2 separate regions of the Homo sapiens genome follow, and region 1 is linked to region 2. A link is a loop called in an ENCODE intact Hi-C map of the cell type or tissue named here. Cell type or tissue: PC-3. All regions are shown on one strand. Each heading gives the region's core, and the rest is flanking DNA. Links, peaks and the distances in the headings are about the cores only.

Evidence for each region. Peaks named below come from ENCODE experiments on the same cell type or tissue, not always from the same donor. Only the 100,000 strongest peaks of a DNase experiment are listed, where the experiment ranks them.
Region 1: it touches region 2 in a loop (4-fold over the local background); 2 of 110 quality-filtered maps call a loop at or near these places.

What each region holds. Positions count from the first base shown.
Region 1 is chr2:197,772,455-197,782,892 of GRCh38, forward strand. It overlaps BOLL (boule RNA binding protein), which reads right to left. Exons shown (of 11, transcript NM_033030.6): 2 at 9,268-9,411; 3 at 6,521-6,612; 4 at 4,605-4,659; 5 at 3,211-3,286. The coding sequence starts at 9,396. Among named protein-coding and RNA genes, the nearest start is that of BOLL, 7.6 kb to the right of the region's middle. In PC-3, for the core only: a CTCF peak has its summit at 5,539; no DNase peak of the experiment used is centred there.
Region 2 is chr2:197,609,854-197,620,291 of GRCh38, forward strand. It overlaps RFTN2 (raftlin family member 2), which reads right to left. Exons shown (of 9, transcript NM_144629.3): 6 at 7,947-8,068; 7 at 6,023-6,126. Among named protein-coding and RNA genes, the nearest start is that of RFTN2, 61 kb to the right of the region's middle. RefSeq lists enhancers at 9,442-9,946, 10,403-10,438. In PC-3, for the core only: CTCF peaks have their summits at 5,407 (motif pointing left) and 5,606; DNase peaks (open chromatin) are centred at 3,848 and 5,358; H3K4me3 peaks cover 352 bases; H3K27ac peaks cover 851 bases.

The sequences.
Region 1 (10,438 bases), core at 1,595-9,594, 160 kb after region 2:
TACTTTCCTGAAGACATTTTGGTTCCACCCTACTAATTCTTTGGATATCCTACCAGCAAACATTCGTTCATGCTATGGCTGTCTTTTATCTCTCTTTTCTATGATCTATTCTCTATCTAGTCTCCCTTTGCTACAACTGCTGCTGTTGCAAACATGACCGCAAGTCTTCATGTGGCTAGTCTGGGGTCCCCAACTCTTTTCCCGGGCCAAGTTATATAAACCCCCACCACAAACCAAAAAACAGTAAATAATATACATAGATATATATATATTTTTTGTCATTGAGGAGACTTTAAAAGTTAAATTAGCCAAATTAGATTAGGTCTTAACCAGCAAGGTTATATAAATTAGTGAAACTGACAATTCTTCCACCTATACCAGTGCTTCTCAAAATTTCCCATAAATTAGAATCACTTAAATTGTTTTCTAAAATGCAAATTCCAGGGACTTATCTTCAGAGATTTTGAGTCAGTAAATCTGGGACAGGGCCTAAGAATTTGCATTTTGACAGCTTCCAATGAAATGACACTGTCTGCAAACCACACTTCAAATAGCATGGGCCTACCACTTTAAATAATACTATTGCTCCTCAGCTTTTATATTTTCACTGCATTTGATCTAGTATTGTTATTATTTATTTTAATGGTTCTTAATTAGATCCTTTTGAGAATTTGATGAAAATCAGGGACCTTTTCCTCAGATATATATACAGTCAAACACAATTTTACACACAATTTTGGAGGTCCATGGATTCCCCCCAAAAGATATTCCACTATTATTCAAAGATAATGATAATGGTTCATTATTCAATAATGGTTCATTATTCAAAGAAAATGAACCATGCTTTACCTGCTAAATAAATAAATTTTCAGTGCATACTATTTCAAGGCATTGAACAGGGCCCTAGTGATACAGCAAAAAATAAAAAAATTAGACATGAGATGGTCTGTATCCTCAAAGAAGTTAGGTCTGGTAGTGAAGATAGTCATTAGTTGATTACACAATTAATTAATTAAATACAATTTTGATAAATACATGAGGCATTATAGGGTACGATACTGAACATTTCAATTATTATGTATACAAAACATATATAAAATTTCTCTCTATATACATATATATGGAAAATTTGTGATGAAATGATGTTCAGCTAAGCTCTAAAGAATGAATTGGATGGCAAAGTACATTCTAGGTAAAGAAAACAGTATATTAGATTCTGAGAACAGGAGTATAGAATGTTCTGGAACTGAAAGAAGGCTACATGGCTAAAGCATGGAAAGAAAAGGGAAGAATACCTCAAAATAAGCTGAGCATAAGACAATAAGAGGTGCACTTTTGAAAGATCACTCTGGCTGCCTTGTGAATGATGGATTGGAAGGTAGAAAGATTGGATTCAGAGAGACCACTTAGGATGTTTTTCCAGGAATTAAGGTAAACAAAGTGGTTAGTTGGGACTCGGGTGTTGGTAATGGAGATGGAAAGAAATGACAGATCTAAGAAAAAACTAAGATAAGAATCCCTTATTTGTAAATGTACTTTTAACACCTATTTTTCTTCGCAGAAAAGTCAAAAGAACTTTGGAGTCAAACAGTCCTGCATTTGAAGGCTAGTGCTACCACTCACCATTAGGCTATTTAACCCCATACTTCTTAAAGTTGGATAAGGGATGGATGGTATACCAGGAGATATGAAAAAGCAGAGGCTGAACATAGTAATCTTCCTACAGAATCAGTTTTATTCAATTGTTTTTGGGAAATATTTTTATATTCAAATAAACAATATGATATTATGGAACAGAATGCAAATTATACATGATGTTTTTGCATAAATCATGAGACTTTAAAGAAAATTTGCAATTCCAGTATGCTGCAGTGGGTTAGGAACCACAACATGCCAAGATTAACTCTCCTCTACCTTTAGGAGTATTTCAGCAGAAACATTTTTAAAACAATGACTTTATCTTTTTGGGATTGAATTTTCTATTTACAAAAATAGAGATAACAATACATCATGGGATTCTATGAAGATTAAATGAAAACTCATAACATTGACCCTTGCACTAAGTAGTTTTGAAAAAACTATTTGTATATGTGAAAGCATTCAGCATAGTGCTGATTTATTTTCTATTTCAGCAACTGGTAGATCATACTATGAGCATTACTATTTAGTACATATTGCTGGTGATAATGGGCTAACGGACCGTTACTATATGTTCTAGCTTAACCTTTGCAAGTAACAACAGTAGATTGAAAATATTCAGCATTCTGCCATATTTAGTGCATTCCATTTTGTATTAACCTACTGAGGATACTTTGATTGTCTCCTAAATTAACAAATACTAAGTCAAAATTAAACTTAATATACATCAATCTCTTTTTTGTTGTAGTTGTGGCAACTGTATTAACCAAATATCTATTATTTCTAAGTCAAAAGCATAACAGTCCAAATGAATACAATCTATTAATTTGTTAACAGATTATATATAATAACCTAATGTTTTAAACATTCCCGTAGACACTAGGATGTGGCTAAGGGAAAATAAGTTAGTTATAAATTTTACATCACATTTCTCCTTCTAGCCAAAGACTGTTAGGAATTTTAATAAATATTAAAGGTAAAAAGTTAACTATAAAGATGCCTAACTTAATAAGTAGAAAGAGTGAGGAAAGATAGAATTGAAAGCATTAGAGAAATTTGAGGAAGGTAGATACATAATTTAGCCAATTCCTAAAGCTTTAGGGATTGTCCCCCTGAAAATTATGACACACCTGGCTGGGTTACAGTACACAGCATGCAGCGAGTTTCTGATATTAGTTCTATGTTTTCACTTTCAATATTTTTACTCTGATTAATTTTAAATTAGTTTCTAATTAAAATTTTTCTCATTAGTAAGTCTAAATTATTAAATTACTTCTAATTACTTTTGCTATATTAAATGATATTTTCATCACGAAAGATTTTTTTTCCTTTAATGATGTAACTACATGGAATATACTTAAGCATCTTTATGTATATAAATTTTTTCCCAGCCAAAAAAATTGAGATATATTATTTTGTGGCAAAAATATTCAGTTTTTCCACCAACTTTGCTAAAATAACTTTATTAGATGAAAGAAACATGATCTTTTAATAAAGTTCTATAAAAAGTCTTATATTTCAAAAAAGAACCATGCAAAAATATTTAAAAATACATTAGTTCTCAATACATACGAGGGATCCCTACTTGTTGTTTTCTTATTGCTGGACCAATGTTCAGCTTCTTATCCTTATAATTAAGTTTTTCAGCCTAAAATAAAGAAAAAAGAAATTATTTTATTATTTTAGCACTATTATTTATAAAATCAATAAGGAAAAACTAGTTAGAAAGAATTTCAAAAATTCAGACTATAATATTCTTTCAAAGCAGCAAGGAATAGTGGGAAAGAGCCGTCTTCAGACTGAAATAGATCTGGGTCTGACCGCAATTCCCCATTTTCTCCATTTGTAATACAGTCAATCCTCATTACTCATGGATTCTGTATTTGTGAATTTGCCTACTTGCTAAAATTTACTTGTAATCCTAAAATTAATATTTGTGGCAATTTTGAGGTTATTAGTGGACACGTGAAGAGCGGCGGAAAATTTGAGTAGCCTGATGCGCATGCTCCCAGTTGAGGTCAAATAAGGCGATATTCTTTCTTCTTGTTCCAGTGCTCATACTCTAAGAGAGAGCTTTCTATTTAGTGCCATGTTTTCTCCATTTTTGTGCTTTTTGTTGGTGATTTGGCTATTTAAAATGGCCCCCATGTGTATTGTTGAAGTGCTGGCTAGCACAAGAAGACTGTCATAGGCATTATGGAGAATATATATATTAGATGTGCTTAATTCAAGCATGAATTATAGTGCTATTGGCCATGGCTTCAATGTTAATGAACCAGTAATCTGTTATATATGATGCCTTTAAATGGAAAACCATATAAAACAAGGTTATATATTGATAGGTTGATGGCAATATTGTGACCAGAGGTTCTTGGGAACATTACCTTGTACTTCCCCTAGAAAGAGGAGTTCAGCATTTGCTAATTCAGTGTTCCTAGCAATGTTAGAGAACATAACTGCCACAAATAACAAGAATTGACTGTATTTGATTTTAATAACATACAATTCAAATTCTACTTTTTTTCTAAAAAAGTTAAATGTTATATTTGCCTTAACTTAAAGTTATTACACTGAATTGCTGGCTATAGGCTTTTTTTCTGTGAATATTCTTAGTTTATATAATGTTTTTCACAGGAGGGAAATCATCTCAGATAACCTCACTGTTGGAATCCACATTTGTAGTGTTTTTTAAACATTCAAAATGCTATTAACACTTCGCAAAAGATATATCCCCAAGTTCTTAATTTAAGTAAATAAAGCGAAACATTATATTACAGTTTCACAACCATACTTGTAGTGATTTTGGAATTTGCTCTTCTGCAGATTAAGTTTCCTAGAGACCAATGCCAATCTTAAGATGCAAACCTTTTTTAAAAAGCAGTTGATTATTGTATTTGAACCCCGAAAAGATTAGTTTCAAATACAAAATTTCCAGAAATGAAGTTAAATACACCAAAAGATCATACCTCTTGTAAAATTTTTTGTGCATCTTCTTGTGTTTCAAAAGTGACGAAACCATACCTAAATAAATGCATTAATTATTACTAATTAATCATTTTCTTAGAATGTTATATTAATTATATTAAAATGTTTAAAAATTTTGTTTTTAAATCATCGGCCACTGTAGGAGTAGGCATGTTTCTATGCTGCACTAGCATGGGAATCTTAGAAGAATCATTCACAGCCTAACACTGTCACTTTTAGTCAGGAACTAAAAGAAAAAAAACCCCTGAGATCTTGAAACAGCTTCAGCTCTCAGCTGTATGCAGGAAAGAAAAGCACAAGAGATTCATGCTGTTGCTTAAAAATTGGGGATGCAATAAATTTCAATCCAGAGCAATAATCTCCTTTTAAACTAATAGAAGTTTGGCTAAGAGAAATCAAAGTAGAAAAATAACTAAAAAATTTAAAATTTCAACACAATAAAATTTCTTATATTGGTGAATGACAATGTAAATGTATTATTTAATTATTATTATTAGCACATATAACTGATAATGTAATTATTAGTATATTCCCAAACAATATCAATTAAAAATATGTACAACCCAGATTTCACATCTGTTTTTCATACATAATTAACTTCAAGCACAATTCATATAATGTTGAAGATACAAATACACATAAATGATGTGCTCCATGTCCAAAAAGCCACAATAGGTAGAGAAAAAAGTAACAAAAGAAAGAAAAAATGTATCTCTCAAAACATAATTGCTATTTAGATAACTTAAGTAAACTCTTCTGAGTAATGCTAAATATCTTCACTATTTTCTTCAATTCATAATTACTGGATCATATACAAAGTTTCTTCTTTTAAACAAAGGAATTTCTCTTTATCTATTTGCCCAAACATTAAAAAGTTAAGGAATTAGTTTTACGCTATTTTTTTGGTAGAACACACACGCCACCCAGTGGAAAAGGCATAAAATACAGTTTACATTTACATTTCCATGTATGTTTTCCAATGATTAAAAAATGGTATTACCAAAACATAGCAAATTCTGTTAGTCAAACAAAAGAGGTAAATCTCACTTCACCTTAATATTGTTTGGCATTCTGAGGAAGTATCTCATCTGTTTATAAATAACCTTTCTGTAGAATCCCATCTCTTCCAGCATATCCATCTGTCGAATGTTGTTTCTCACCAATACCACCTCAATGGGTCCCTTTTCTTATGCCTATAAATATGTATGTCTCGTCTCTCTTTCAAGAAAGTAAATACAATACTTTACTGCCTTATCTATTTTCTTTTAACTTTGCAGTCCAACTCCTTAAGTGAGTGTACTATGTAAACTATCTTTTTCCTTTCTGAAATTTGGCTTTGTACACATAGCATTCCACTGAAACAGCTCTATACACATTTAAAGACACAGTCTATTACTTTCTTCTCAATTTTCATTATCATTGATATAGCAATTAAAAATCATTCTCACTAGAATTATATTTCTCATACTGGTCCCCTAATTAGGTCTCTGAGGCACAACCTACAGACATTTCTTGGTGTCAGCTGTTTTCAAATAAAGCTCTCTATGGCCTAAAGCAGGGATACAATTCCAAAAGAATCTGATTCCTTTTGCTTCTCATTCCTCAGCTAATGTACATCTGCTACTTACATTAAGTGCTTGCTGCCTACCACTGAATGGTCCCTCCACCCATGCAAGAATAACTTCTCAACAAATTAAGAAATATTACAGTGTCTCCTCCCTCCAAAATACACACACACACACACACACACACACAAGGAAATCAAAAGGTAGGAGGAAAGAAGAGGGCATGATGGTCTCTGCTGGAAAATGGAACCAAAGTAAACTGGCGTACAAAACCTAGTCATCCAATGAAAATAGAGTTGCTAATTCCATAGACAATCTATAGTGATACTAACCCTTTGGATACTCCAGCTCTGTCATTTACAATCTTCACTTCTTTCACAGACCCATACTGGGAAAAAAATTTTCTTAAATCACTTTCGTTTGTCTAATGGCATAAAAAGAAAACGTTAAAAAGCATTTTTAGTTGATAAAAGATGAATAATTCTCATGCTTGCTCTGGAGACAGAAAAAGTTATAGATAAGATGCATGAAAAATGCCTCTCATCATCAAAACAGTGCATAAACCACTAGGTGATTAAAATCAAGGTAAATATCTTGCTTTATGCAATAGCTATGTTGTTAAATTACCATATGCCAATAAAAATGTAAGCTGAATTATTTTAAAACTACAAAACTCACTATTTAAAGAAATCTTTAAATGATTCTTGTTCTCTAGCTGGCCAGTTTTTAAAAAGCCAATTTGGATTAGGAATGCTATTTCCATAGTAAGGGTACAATACTATTTTGGCTCTTGTGGCTCAGAGACAGTCATGGCAGTGGAACTAGGTTGTGTTGGCCTACACCAGTCATTCTATTTTAATCAGTAGTCTCAGGAACTCCTTTCCTAAGTCAGTTTTAGGAAAGGAATGTATTTCCAAAAGTGCTTGAACTCAACTGTGAGAACAATGGAGTGACTATAAGATTTAAAGTTATTAGATTCCTTATCTGTACTCAATATACATTTCAGCTAAATTCAGACATTGTTTTGATAATAAAATAAAAATTGGAATCATAATTAGATTTAAAGCATACAAGGTGTCTACAAAGATGGTTTTGGCATGTCTGTTTTTTTAATTGAAATAGTCTGATAATAGACTCATATCACCTTTTCTCAGAATACTGACACTAAATTCATTGCAATTTCATTTCCTGGTTTAGCTGTAACTGTTTGTCTACAAGAGTAACTTTTCTCTAGAAAAAAATTTCTTTATATACACTGCAAAAAGACATGCCTTAGTGCAGAGCTATGCCTTTTGAGTTCAACTGCCACCTCACTACTTACATACACTATTGGTTTTTAGTTGGTAACATAAAGCCTGCTAAGCTGCATAATGACAAATACTGATTCAATCTAAGAAAAACTGAATGACTTTTATTTCAGTTAACAGAAAATGAAATCAATGCTAGAATAAGAATTGTTACTAGATATTTGAATACAAATTAATTCCAACTATTCTCTGGTAGAATAATCACTACCTCAATTTTGTAGCTCCACTTCTTTAGTGACAAAGAGACAGTCAAGAAAAGTAAGCATTAAGAGGGATAGTCTGTTTGCTTATAAAAATGAAAGGTTAAAAAGTCTGTGACTACTTGCTATTAAAGTAAATGATTTCCTTGCTGGCCTTTATCTGTGGTTTTGAAAAAGGTATAAGTATACAGGAGGAAGCCCTAGCAATTACCTTAAAGCTATGGCTGCATTATAACAACCGTCTCCAAAGTGCATGCTGTAGCTGATGGGCTTCAGTAACCTAAAATAACCTGGCCATACAAATGTTTATATTTATTGATAACTTATTTTTAAAAACATGCTAATCTATTGTAATATAAATGAATTCCCAAATTGAACATTTCTGCCAGCTATCAGTATTTTCCACAAAGAAAATCTTTTTAAAAATAAATATTTTATAAGAAATAATTTTTCTTACTTTATTTTTAGTGAAACAATCATATACTTGTTTAAGACTCATTGTTTTGGCAAATACACTAAGTGTAACATTTCTCTTGTGCAGGAAAAAAGAAATTCCACCCAAATTGTAACAGATTGGTTATATGGAAATAGTTATAAATGTCAAATATCACACCTAATGGCATAAGGAAGGTTTTTTTTTTGTTGAAAATGATAACTCTCCCTATAATTTCTAATATGTAAAATAGAAGCTTGGAAATCCTTCTATATATCCATTTGAAAGTAAGAGTATTCCACTTAAAATATCTATGCATGCCTTTCTTGTAGGTGTTTACTCTTACCTCCCCTATGTGGGCTGGGGGGCACTGCACATCATGTCATGAACTATGCTTTCTTGAAACAGTGGAATGGCTGATTACATGATATAAATATATTAGTTTTTAAAAAACTTTTATTTTAAGTTCGGGGTACACGTGCAGATTTGTTATAAACTCATCATTGGGGTTTGTTGTATAGATTATTTTGGCACCCAGGTACTAAGCCTAGTACCGAATAGTTATTTTTTTTTCTGCTTAAATATACTACTTTTAAGATGCTTTATTCTGACAAGGACACAGGACTTTTTTGGTGATCAAATCCTAAATTCTAACATAGAAAGTGCTTTGCAAAGAATAGATGCCTAGGAGGTTGCTCAGGAATCTGAGATAAGAGTTGGGGTAAAGAAATAGTATTTCATAAAAGTAAGTTTTTAAAAAATAGAGTCTCTTTTGAAAATTATAATAATCAATTATTTTGGCTATTGGAATATTAGGCAAGAAAGTATAATTAGTTCTGGTATGGAAGAGTATGGAGCTATGAGACAGAAAACTAGGCTTCTAGTCTCACTCTGTCACTATGTGGCTAGCAGCCCACAGCAAGTCAGTGAGGATCAATTTCTTTATATCTGACATTGAACAGTTTTTAATGCTTTATGTAACCTACATGCTGGTTGAAAAGATTCTTTATAATAAGATAATTCAAAATCTGTTAATCATTATGCAAATATGTTATTTTATAGTTGCACAAAGAAATAATTTCTGAGAAATAAAGACTTCTAATGAAAAAATACACTTTACTGCATGCATAAATAGGTACCTTAAAATCAATTCCTCCTACAAAGATGCGATTAGGGATCACTGTTCCATATCTTGGGGCACTTGTTGGGTTATTCAAAGGCACAGGTGACACAGGATTAGGGGATGGAGATAATGAATCTGTTTGCATCTGGTTTGATGTTTGCTGTAAAATAAAATTCTTTTACACTTTTTGCACTGGGTATAATGCAGTCTGCTTTTGATGCAGACCAAAAACATATATTTTTCAAAAAGAAGAGTCATTTAGGCAAAATATAGTATTCTAGGCTTTACTTTTAATATTATAAAAATTATAATTAGAGCTAAGAGCTTTTTAAGGCAACAGAACTAGGAAACACAGAATCTACTCCACTATAGAGATTTTAAATATTAAATATATTACTTAAAATGCTTATATTATTATCAAACCTATTACTTAATTATTAAGGGGAATATTAAACTCATGAACATGTTTGAGAAAGAGAAAACAGTCCCAGCCTGACACAATCAACTACACCCTGGTGTTGTTAGGAGTTGGCCTGGCACTCACAGCTAGGCTGTGGTGTTCTCTTGTTAACAGAACACCAACATCAGACAAAGTCACCCTGTGACTCTGATGGATCAAGATTAAAAACAAGACCACTCCATAATCATGTTTGAATGCTGACAAAAACAAAGGCATTGCCCAAACCACAAGAATAACCAAACAACCCTCCATTCTGGCTGATATGAGTGACTGCTCCTTCTTTATCAGCTATAGTTTTAGCCTCGATCCATTTTTCTTTCCTTTTAGATAAAAGTTAACACATCCAATCATAGAATTACTACCATTTCCTGACGCTATACATTCCAGAGTAAAGCCCTACTTCCTTAAACCCTCTCTAGAAATTGCTCAACAGAAGCCTATATCCTGTAAGTTCTAACACCTTCTGATTGAGAGGCCCCATGGTTTATGTTTTCCCTTGTTTGAACAATTAACAGACCCAACTTTACTAAATGACGCATGTGTTCCTGGTGGTCTTTAACTAATGGTCATCGACAAGTTAATAAACTCTAACATTCACATTCACCATTTTCAGCCTGAAAGTCAAAATTTTAAATGCACTTGTCAATTTGAAGATTGGACTGATTTTGTTAAAAAATTATATACTTGTAGCTCATAAATGTTTATTCCAAAGAATTAGCTCAGTACA
Region 2 (10,438 bases), core at 1,535-9,534:
GCACCATTTATTAAATAGGGAATCCTTTCCCCACTGCTTGTTTTTGTCAGGTTGTTAAAGATCAGATGGTTGTAGATGTGTGGTGTTATTTCTAAGGCCTCTGTTCTGTTCCATTGGTCTATATATCTGTTTTGGTACCAGTACCATGCTGTTTTGGTTACTGTAGCCTTGTAGTATAGTTTGAAGTCAGGTAGCGTGATGCCTCAGCTTTGTTCTTTTGGCTTAGGATTTTCTTGGCAATGTGGGCTCTTTTTTGGTTCCATATGAACTTTAAAGTAGTTTTTTCCAATTCTGTGAAGAAAGTCATTGATAGCTTGATGGGGATGGCATCGAATCTGTAAATTACCTTGGGCAGTATGGCCATTTTCACTATATTGATTCTTCCTATCCATGAGCATGGAATGTTCTTCCATTTGTTTGTGTCCTCTTTTATTTCCTTGAGCAGTGATTTGTAGATCTCCTTGAAGAGGTCCTTCACATCCCTTGTAAGTTGGATTCCTAGGTATTTTATTCTCTTTGTAGCAATTGTGAATGGGAGTTCACTCATGATTTGGCTCTCTGTCTGTTATTGGTGTATAGGAATGCTTGTTATTTTTGCACATTGATTTTGTATCCTGAGACTTTTCTGAAGTTGCTTATCAGCTTAAGGAGATTTTGGGCTGAGACAATGGGGTTTTCTAAATATACAATCATGTCTTCTGCACACAGAGACAATTTGACCTCCTCATTTCCTAATTGAATACCCTTTATTTCTTTCTCTTGCCTGATTGCCCTGGCCAGAACTTCCAACACTATGTTGAATAGGAGTGGTGAGAGAGGGCATCCTTGTCTTGTGCTAGTTTTCAAAGGGAATGCTTCCAGTTTTTGCCCATTCAGTATGATATTGGCTGTGGGTTTGTCACAAATAGCTCTTATTATTTTGAGATATGTTCTATCAATACCTAGTTTATTGAGAGTTTTTAGCATGAAGTGCTGTTGAATTTTGTCAAAGGCCTTTTCTACATCTATTGAGATAATCATGTGTTTTTTGTCATTGGTTCTGTTTATGTGATGGATTACATTTATTGATTTGTGTATGTTGAACCAGCCTTGCATCCCAGGGATGAAGCCGACTTGATTGTGGTGGATAAGCTTTTTGATGTGCTGCTGGATTCGGTTTGCCAGTATTTTATTGATGAGCTTCATATCATTGTTCATCAGGGATATTGGCCTAAAATATTCTTTTTTTGTTGTGTCTCTGCCAGGTTTTGGTATCAGGATGATGCTGGCCTCAAAAATGAGTTAGGGGGGAGTCCCTCTTTTTCTGTTGATTGAGATAATTTCAGAAGGAATGGTACCAGCTCCTCTTTGTACCTCTGGTAGAATTTGGCTGTGAATCCGTCTGGTCCTGGACTTTTTTTGGTTGGTACGCTATTAATTATTGCCTCAATTTCAGAACCTGTTAGTGGTCTAGTCAGAGATTCAACTTCTTCCTGGTTTAGTCTTGGGAGGGTGTATGTGTCCAGGAAGTCATCCCTTTCTTCTAGATTTTCTAGTTTATTTGCATAGAGGCGTTTATAGTATTCTCTGATAGTAGTTTGTATTTCTGTGGGATCGGTAGTGATATCCCCTTTATCATTTTTATTGCGTCTATTTGATTCTTCTCTCTTTTCTTCTTTATTAGTCTGGCTAGTGGTCTATGTATTTTGTTGGTCTTTTCAAAAAACCAGCTCCTGGATTCATTGACTTTTTGAAGGGTTTTTTGTGTCTCTATCTCCTTCATTTCTGCTCTGATCTTAGTTATTTCCTGTCTTCTGCTAGCTTTTGAATGTGTTTGCTCTTGCTTCTTTAGTTCTTTTAATTGTGATGTTAGAGTGCCAATTTTAGATCATTCCTGCTTTCTCTTGTGGGCATTTAGTGCTATAAATTTCCCTCTACACATTGCTTTAAATGTGTCCCATATATTCCGGTATGTTGTGTCTTTGTTCTCATTGGTTTCAAAGAACATCTTTATTTCTGCCTTCGTTTTGTTATTCACCCAACAGTCAATAAGGAGCAGGGTGTTCAGTTTCCATGTAGTTGTGCAGTTTTGAGTGAGTTTCTTAATCCTGAGTTCTAATTTGATTGCACTGTGGTCTGAGAGACAGTTTGTTGTGATTTCTGTTCTTTTACATTTGCTGAGGAGTGCTTTACTTCCAAACATGTGTTCAATTTTAGAATAAGTGTGATGTGCTGAGAAGAATGTATATTCTGTAGATTTGGGGTGGAGAGTTCTGTAGGTGTCTATTAGGTTCACTTGAGGATGAGGTTTTTTAATGTTCTTGGTATAGTACAACTTGATTCAGCTGGACCAAAAGTCCCCTGCCTTTAAATTCTGCCTTCTGGATATAAATGAGTGCATGTCTTTCTTCTATCCTGTGTTCTAAAGTTCTCTCTCTCTCACCCCCTCCCTTACCCTCACTTTCTCTCTCTCAGTGTAAGGTTAGAATTCAGTGTTTCTGAAAGTGCATAAAAATTGCTTTGGGATTCCTGTTACAATGCACATTCCTGCCCACACTCCAGAATTGGAGAGGGGAGCCATGCTGCTGTTTTGAGGTAGCCAAACAGAGGGAACTTTAGCTCCTCCTTCTCCTTTATTTTGGTGGTTTAACAATATTAGCTGCTAACTCAGCTGGTTTGGTCCTCCACCAAATTTGCTCTGAAGAGTTACTGTCAACTTTCACCTTGAACTCTTGAAGGAAAAAGGATTGAGCCCATTGGTATTATTAATAGTGATAACAATTAAGAAGGGATTCTGGCATGTTTTCAGGACCAACAACAATAACTCTGGAATAATGTGGTGATATAAGATTACAGCATCATGACGTTTCCATGGTAATGCAGCTTTAAACCCTAGTGGTGTGATATTGCCTAGGGTAATTGAAGCAACAACTTTAACCTAGGGACGTACTGTATGTATGTAATCCAATAACAGGATATATTTGAGTGAGGGAAAAACAGCTTATATATAGGCCATTCAAGTATGGCTTAGGTGACAGAAGAGTAGGGAGAATGTTGAAATTACTTAAGACTCTGTTGTTGCATATAAGACAAACACATGTAAGGAAGAATGTTTTCACTGACAGTAATTTTAAGTTATGTTTTCGACATGTGGGCCGCAAAAAGAAGATGATGATAGACATTCTTTTTTCTGGGTGTGAGAATATGTGTAAGAAGATATCTTAATAATGTCATTATGTATTTCTGTTGCTTTTATTATCTTGTCATCTTCAGTGCTGATTTTGTATATAGTGAACTAGAGTATTTACATTTTCTGAAACATCCTGATTTAGGACAGGCCAAGCTACCATCCCTGAACATTGGTTTCAACTTATCAGAAATTTTGGTTCTGCTAAGGATTGCGTCCCAAAACATTAGCCCTAATTCATTAGCTTAATATGCCCAGGCCCTGTATAGGTACTTTGCGTGTATTATCTTAGTCATAGTGATAATCCACTAAAGTTGATATTATTGTCCAATTTTTCAGATAAGGAAATTTATCTTAAAAAGGTTAGATGACTTGCCCAAATCATACAGCTAAACAATGATGAAGCTATAATTAAAACAAGATCTGCTTAGCTCCAAAGCCTGGGCAGCTCATAACCATTCCTCTAGTGTCAGAGACTAAAAACTTCGGGCTCTATCCTCTATTTTGACCAAGGTCAACTGTATATAACACTTTTCTTTATTTGTAAAGATGACATCATTGACCATGATTACTATCGTTGTGTGTACTGAAGCAGCTAAGAACAGCATGTGACTTGTCACAGGGACAGTATATTTGCACAAGAATAAAAAGGCAGAGAATAAACAAGATTTACCAACAATCCTTGTTACCAAATGACCTTCATCCTATATTTCCTGTGTTGCAGGCACTTGGCAGGACTCAAATTACAAAATGCAAAGGAACAAAATAAACACCAATATTGCACAATGCTCCTTGGCATACAAAAGAAGAGTAGACATTGAGAGTTGTAGTGAGCCTTGTTGCATAATGGCAATTAATGTTAAAATTACATTTTTCTGCTATCTTCTATACAGAGTTAGTAGCATCTTCCTAAATGGAAATCTGCTAAATAGTGATGATGCTGCCCTCTAATCTCTTTAGTATTTGATGATCCCATCCAACTTTGACAGTTTAAAATGTCTCTTCTTTTTAATATTCCTACAGAACCTATAGACTAAGACACCTCATCTAGCCCTTGATTAGTTACTGTATTATATTACACAATACATAAGCTTGATCTGCCCTGACCAGAATGTAAGTCCCTTGTTTTGTACATATGAAACGTAAGCTTAACCAGCTCACAAGATCCTTCAGGGCCAGAAACCATGTACAGCTTCCACATATTTTTATTTATTGATTGACTTTTTGCCTTTTAAATTTGATTTTTAAAATTTAAAATTCAGAATGGCGTGGCAGAGATAAGAGAAGGAGCATCTGAATGCTGAGAAGAGTTTGGCTGGAGATGGTTGGAGAGGAGATCGGCTGCTGGACGGTCAAACTCCGGAAGATGATCATCTTCCCACTGCATCCCACCTCTACCCTCAATAAAACCTGCACAATCACTGTCCTCAATTCCCTGTGCAACTTGGTTCTTCCTGGACGCTGGACAAGGACCTAGGTACTGAGAGGACACTGAGCTGGTTAACACTTAAGCCCTCTGCAGATGGCAAAACTAAAAGATCACTGTAACACATGCCTACTTGGGCTTTGGGAGTCACAGGCACCCACCCCTAGACGCTACCATGGGGCCGGAGCCCCACAGCACTCACCCCAGCTCCTGCACCTGCCCATCTGTGTGCTTCCCCTCCTGTAAGTGGTTTGAGCATGCAGAGGGTGAACAAACAAGCCACACCCCTGTCACACATCCTGCAAGGTTGAGGGCGGGGGTGTCATGGAATTCTCCTGTTTTGTGAAGACTGAATCTTGAGAATTATTACTATTCTGTTATTTGACAGATATGTCACAGAGTACAAAAGGCTGGGAAATCATGCTTCAAGGAGTCATCACTCAATTTGAGAACAGTTACTATAGAGCTCTGGGAAGAAAAGTAGATTAATTGCTTTGCTTACTTCAAACATTCCTTTTTTGTTCTTTAAACTTGAGTTTCTTTACTTTATATCCACCTTAATTCCTTTCCCTACCCGAAGAAGGTGTGGCTTTTCAGATAAAGCCATGCCAATCAAAGGTTTTTAAATGTTGTGGGGTACTGGGATACTGGACAGGGCTAAGTTGCTAAACCGGGAAGGCCAGAAAAGGTGAGTGAAGTGGGTTAGACTAAGGAAGGGGAAGTTGCTTTCCTTAGTCACACCTGCAAATCACTCAGAATGTTGAACCATAATTGACTCTGCTAAAAGGGAAGGCCTAGTTGGTACTGTGCTGTCCTCTGCAGGTAGTCACCTGCCCAGGCAGGACAGCCTTAGCAGTCAGTCATTTCCTGGATGCCAAAGCGGGCAGAGGACACATCTCTGGGTCCCAGGAATAGCAAAGCATTTTACATAATGACTTACTTGGTCTCTGTTTCCCTCTCTCAAAAAAGTAAGATTCAATTTTTCCTTTCCAGGAAAGTTAGTAAAAGGAGAAAAGGAAAAGGAAAGTTAGTACTTACAAAATATTGGCATTTGGTTCTAATGTAGGCATTTATTTTAATGGAAACAGCTACCAAGTCCATGTGCCAAGGGGAACTAACTCACCACACTGGAGGGGAGGTGGCAGAAGCGCTCCTCCATCCTGCTCACTCTGGAACCCTACTGTGTCCTAAACCTGGCTGTGGGCTGGGGTGAGAACAGTTTTGGATATGTGCTGCAGAGCCTAACAGCTTATACATCTATAATGCCAAGGACTATATTTACTAACCTCTAAGGTCCATAAAATCAAATTCGAAGCTCAGTGTAATGTTTTCTGTAGGCATTAAACAAATATTTGTTGAATTGAACTATCTAACAGATGAAGTTATATATTAGAATTAAATGATAGTATGTAAGGATACTTTTGCCTTACCTGTCATGTCTCAATACAGGTGTGGGCAACACGCTTGTCAGAAGCCATCCGAATTCAGCCAGAGTGTGCAGCAGAGGGCCATAATCTGTTTTGATTTCACATCCCTGCATGAATAAGTATAAGAGCTCATAGTCTAATGGCAAAGACAACCAACTACACAATTACAACAAAGGGTGATGCGTGTTAGGATGAGGGGAGTTCACTTTCATCCGCTGCAGCCTTCCTGGGCTTCATGTTCTGCTCTGCTTCCTTCTGATAATTGAACCAAGTTAGAAACACTAGTAATGGAGAGAGGTTTCCATCCCGTTGTCTGAAGTTTGGGCCTTCCTTTGGTCTTGTTAGGGCAGTGGTTCTCGAAATTTAATACATGGGGTTGGGGAGCTGGGAATCTGCATTTTATTTTATTTTATTTTATTTTATTTTATTTTATTTTAAAGAGAGGGTCTCATTCCTACATCCAGGCTAGGGTGCAGTGGCACAGTCATAACTCACTTTAACCTCAATCTCCTGGGCTCAAACTATTCTCCTGCCTCTGCCGCCTGAGTAACTGGGACTACAGGTGCATGACACTATGCCTGGTTAATTTTAAAATTTTTTGTAGAGATGGGGTCTCACTATGTTGCCCAGGCTGGTCTTGAACTCCCGGGCTCAAGTTATCCTCCCATTTCACCTTCCTAAAGTGCTGGGGTTACAGACGTGAGCCACTGTGTCAGGCAGAGGCTGCATTTTAACACGAGTTCCTTAGCGGATTTGGATCCAAGAAGTTTCTAGAACACATTTCAGAAACATGGGTCTAGGGACCAGGAAGTGAGGACAAGAGTGGAGAGTGACAATAGTGGTATTGAAGATGAGAGGCGCTTGGGTGTGGGGAGTCTTTTCACTGCTTTTTTCTTAATTTGGAATTGAGTTTTGCTAAGAGCTCTACCTCTTTCCTCAAATCCTTTTTCCCCACTCAATGGGTTTTCTAGTTTCTTTGAAAATGGGCTATGTCTCTTTAACCTGTGTAAGGTCAGAAAGGTAAAAGTATCCCTGAAACAGCCTGTCAGGGAGGGCCTCAAACACAAAACAGAATATACCTGAATTCAGTGTGTACACCTCAAAGACAGTCCATTCAGTGACATCTGAATTCAGGGTGCACAACATCAGCAGCAATGTCATCTCTGTTTGTGAAGGACAATGCTGTGTGTACATATTTGGCCTGGCGAGAGAGAGAACATCTTTTGGATATTTTTGCCTTTGAAAGTCATTCATAAGGTTAAAAAAAACCTCAGTCACATTGGTTGATTGGAGATAAAACACTAGTTGAGTGACCAAATTTTTTTCTTTCAATCAGTTGTCACAGAATGCTGTAAAGAGAAGCTCAGTGCCAGGCGATGTTTTTTGGCTTAAAATTTTTGGGAACTTACTGCTGCTTATGCATAGTTAATTATTTCTCTATCTTGCAAAAACATTTAACACTGGATAAAGCAAATTACCTTTTCACAAATCCGAAAGAAGTTTGTTCATGCATTTGTAATGAGATTCTAAACACTAAACAAATATGTGTTTAAGGATACTGCATGTGCCAGGCACTGAAGATCTTTAACATGTAAAATAAAATATATATAGCCTGGGCAACATGGCGAGACCCTGTCTCTACAAAAAATACAAAAAAATTAGATGAGTATGGTGGTGCAGGCCTGTAGTCCCAGCTACCTGGGAGGCTGAGGTTGGAGAATCACCTGAGCCAGGGGAAGTTGAGGCTGCAGTGAGCTGTGATGGTGCCACTGCACTCCAGCCTGGGTAACAGAGTAAGGCCCTGACTCAAAAAAACAAAAACAAAAACAAACAAACAAACAAATGAAAAACCCAAACCAAACATATATATATATTATATATTATATTTATATATGTAAAGCTAAATTGTCAGAAAACTGCAGCTCACCTCAATAACAGTCCATTGTTCTACTACGATGGCATCATTTCCTTTCCTACTAGAACCTGGAACTCCAGAACCTTCTTCTTCATAGATAAAAAATCCTTCCAAAGATTTAGGCAAATGTTCCCCTGTGAGGAAGAGGGTACAATTAAGAAGGGTTGTAAATACTAAGTGGCTCATAAAACCATCTAAATCCTTAAATAACTCATATAGGAAACTGAAGGAAAAACATTTCAATTAAAAAACATTTGTTGCCCCCTCCCCCTCCCCCTCTCCCTCTCCCTCTCCCTCTCCCCACGGTCTCCCTCTCCCTCTCTTTCCACGGTCTCCCTCTGATGCCCAGCCGAAGCTGGACGGTACTGCTGCCATCTCGGCTCACTGCAACCTCCCTGCCTGATTCTCCTGCCTCAGCTTGCCGAGTGCCTGCGATTGCAGGCGCGCGCCGCCACGCCTGACTGGTTTTCGTATTTTTTTGGTGGAGACGGGGATTCGCTGTGTTGGCCGGGCTGGTCTCCAGCTCCTAACCGCGAGTGATCCGCCAGCCTCGGCCTCCCGAGGTGCCGGGATTGCAGACGGAGTCTCGTTCACTCAGTGCTCAATGGTGCCCAGGCTGGAGTGCAGTGGCATGATCTCGGCTCGCTACAACCTCCACCTCCCAGCAGCCTGCCTTGGCCTCCCAAAGTGCCGAGATTGCAGCCTCTGCCCGGCCGCCACCCCGTCTGGGAAGTGAGGAGCGTCTCCGCCTGGCCGCCCATCGTCTGGGATGTGAGGAGCCCCTCTGCCTGGCTGCCCAGTCTGGAAAGTGAGGAGTGTCTCTGCCCGGCCACCATCCCATCTAGGAAGTGAGGAGCGCCTCTTCCCGGCCGCCATCACATCTGGGAAGTGAGGAGCGTCTCTGCCCGGCCGCCCATCGTCTGAGATGTGGGGAGCACCTCTGCCCTGCCGCCCCGTCCGGGATGTGAGGAGCGTCTCTGCCCGGACGCCCCGTCTGAGAAGTGAGGAGACCTTCTGCCTGGCAACCGCCCCGTCTGAGAAGTGAGGAGCCCCTCCGCCCGGCAGCCGCCCCGTCTGAGAAGTGAGGAGCCCCTCCGCCCAGCAGCCACCCCGTCTGGGAAGTGAGGAGCGTCTCTGCCCGGCAGCCACCTCGTCCGGGAGGGAGGTGGGGGGGTCAGCCCCCCGCCCGGCCAGCCGCCCCATCCGGGAGGGAGGGAGGTGGGGGGGTCAGCCCCCTGCCCGGCCAGCCGCCCTGTCCGGGAGGTGAGGGGTGCCTCTGCCCGGCCGCCCCTACTGGGAAGTGAGGAGCCCCTCTGCCCGGCCAGCCGCCCCGTCCGGGAGGGAGGTGGGGGGGGTCAGCCCCCCATCCGGGAGGTGAGGGGCGCCTCTGCCCGGCTGCGCCTACTGGGAAGTGAGGAGCCCCTCTGCCCGGCCACCACCCCGTCTGGGAGGTGTACCCAACAGCTCATTGAGAACGGGCCATGATGACAATGGCGGTTTTGTAGAATAGAAAGGGGGGAAAGGTGGGGAAAAGATTGAGAAATCGGATGGTTGCCGTGTCTGTGTAGAAAGAGGTAGACATGGGAGACTTTTCATTTTGTTCTGTACTAAGAGAAATTCTTCTGCCTTGGGATCCTGTTGATTGGTGACCTTACCCCCAACCCTGTGCTCTCTGAAACATGTGCTGTATCCACTCAGGGTTGAATGGATTAAGGGCGGTGCAAGATGTGCTTTGTTAAACAGATGCTTGAAGGCAGCATGCTCCTTAAGAGTCATCACCACTCCCTAATCTCAAGTACCCAGGGACACAAACACTGCGGAAGGCCGCAGGGTCCTCTGCCTAGGAAAACCAGAGACCTTTGTTCACTTGTTTATCTGCTGACCTTCCCTCCACTATTGTCCTGTGACCCTGCCAAATCCCCCTCTGCGAGAAACACCCAAGAATGATCAATTAAAAAAAAAAAATAATAATAACAATAATAAAATAAAATAAAATTAAAAAAAAACATTTGTTTTGGCTGAATCAATAATCTCCTCCTCCTCTTGGAAAGTTTTTCTTTCTCCCCAAAGAGCAACACTTTTTTTTTTTTTTTTACTTCACTGAATTAAAATCCAACTATACATATAAAAACTACAATAGCAAAAACAAGGTAAAATAGTGTGGCACAGTGAGAAGCGAGTGGAAAATCAATCTAAAAGGCATCTGGATGTGATCTTCATTTTGAAATCAAAATTTGGTTTCGGATCTATACGTTGTATGCATGTTAATTATAACCATTAAGAGAAACAGCATAAAACTGTTAATATTTGAAATTAAAGACATAATATTAAAATTAATGCTAGGTAAGATTACTTCAAAAGACCTAAACACAGAACAATTCTTTACCTCAATGATGGGTTAAAAAAAAAAATAAGAAAAACAGGGACAGGAAGACCCTAAACAGAAGTCATTGTCAAAAGAATTCCTGCTGGGAAGGAAGTTTTAAGGGAGGGCCTCTCTGACT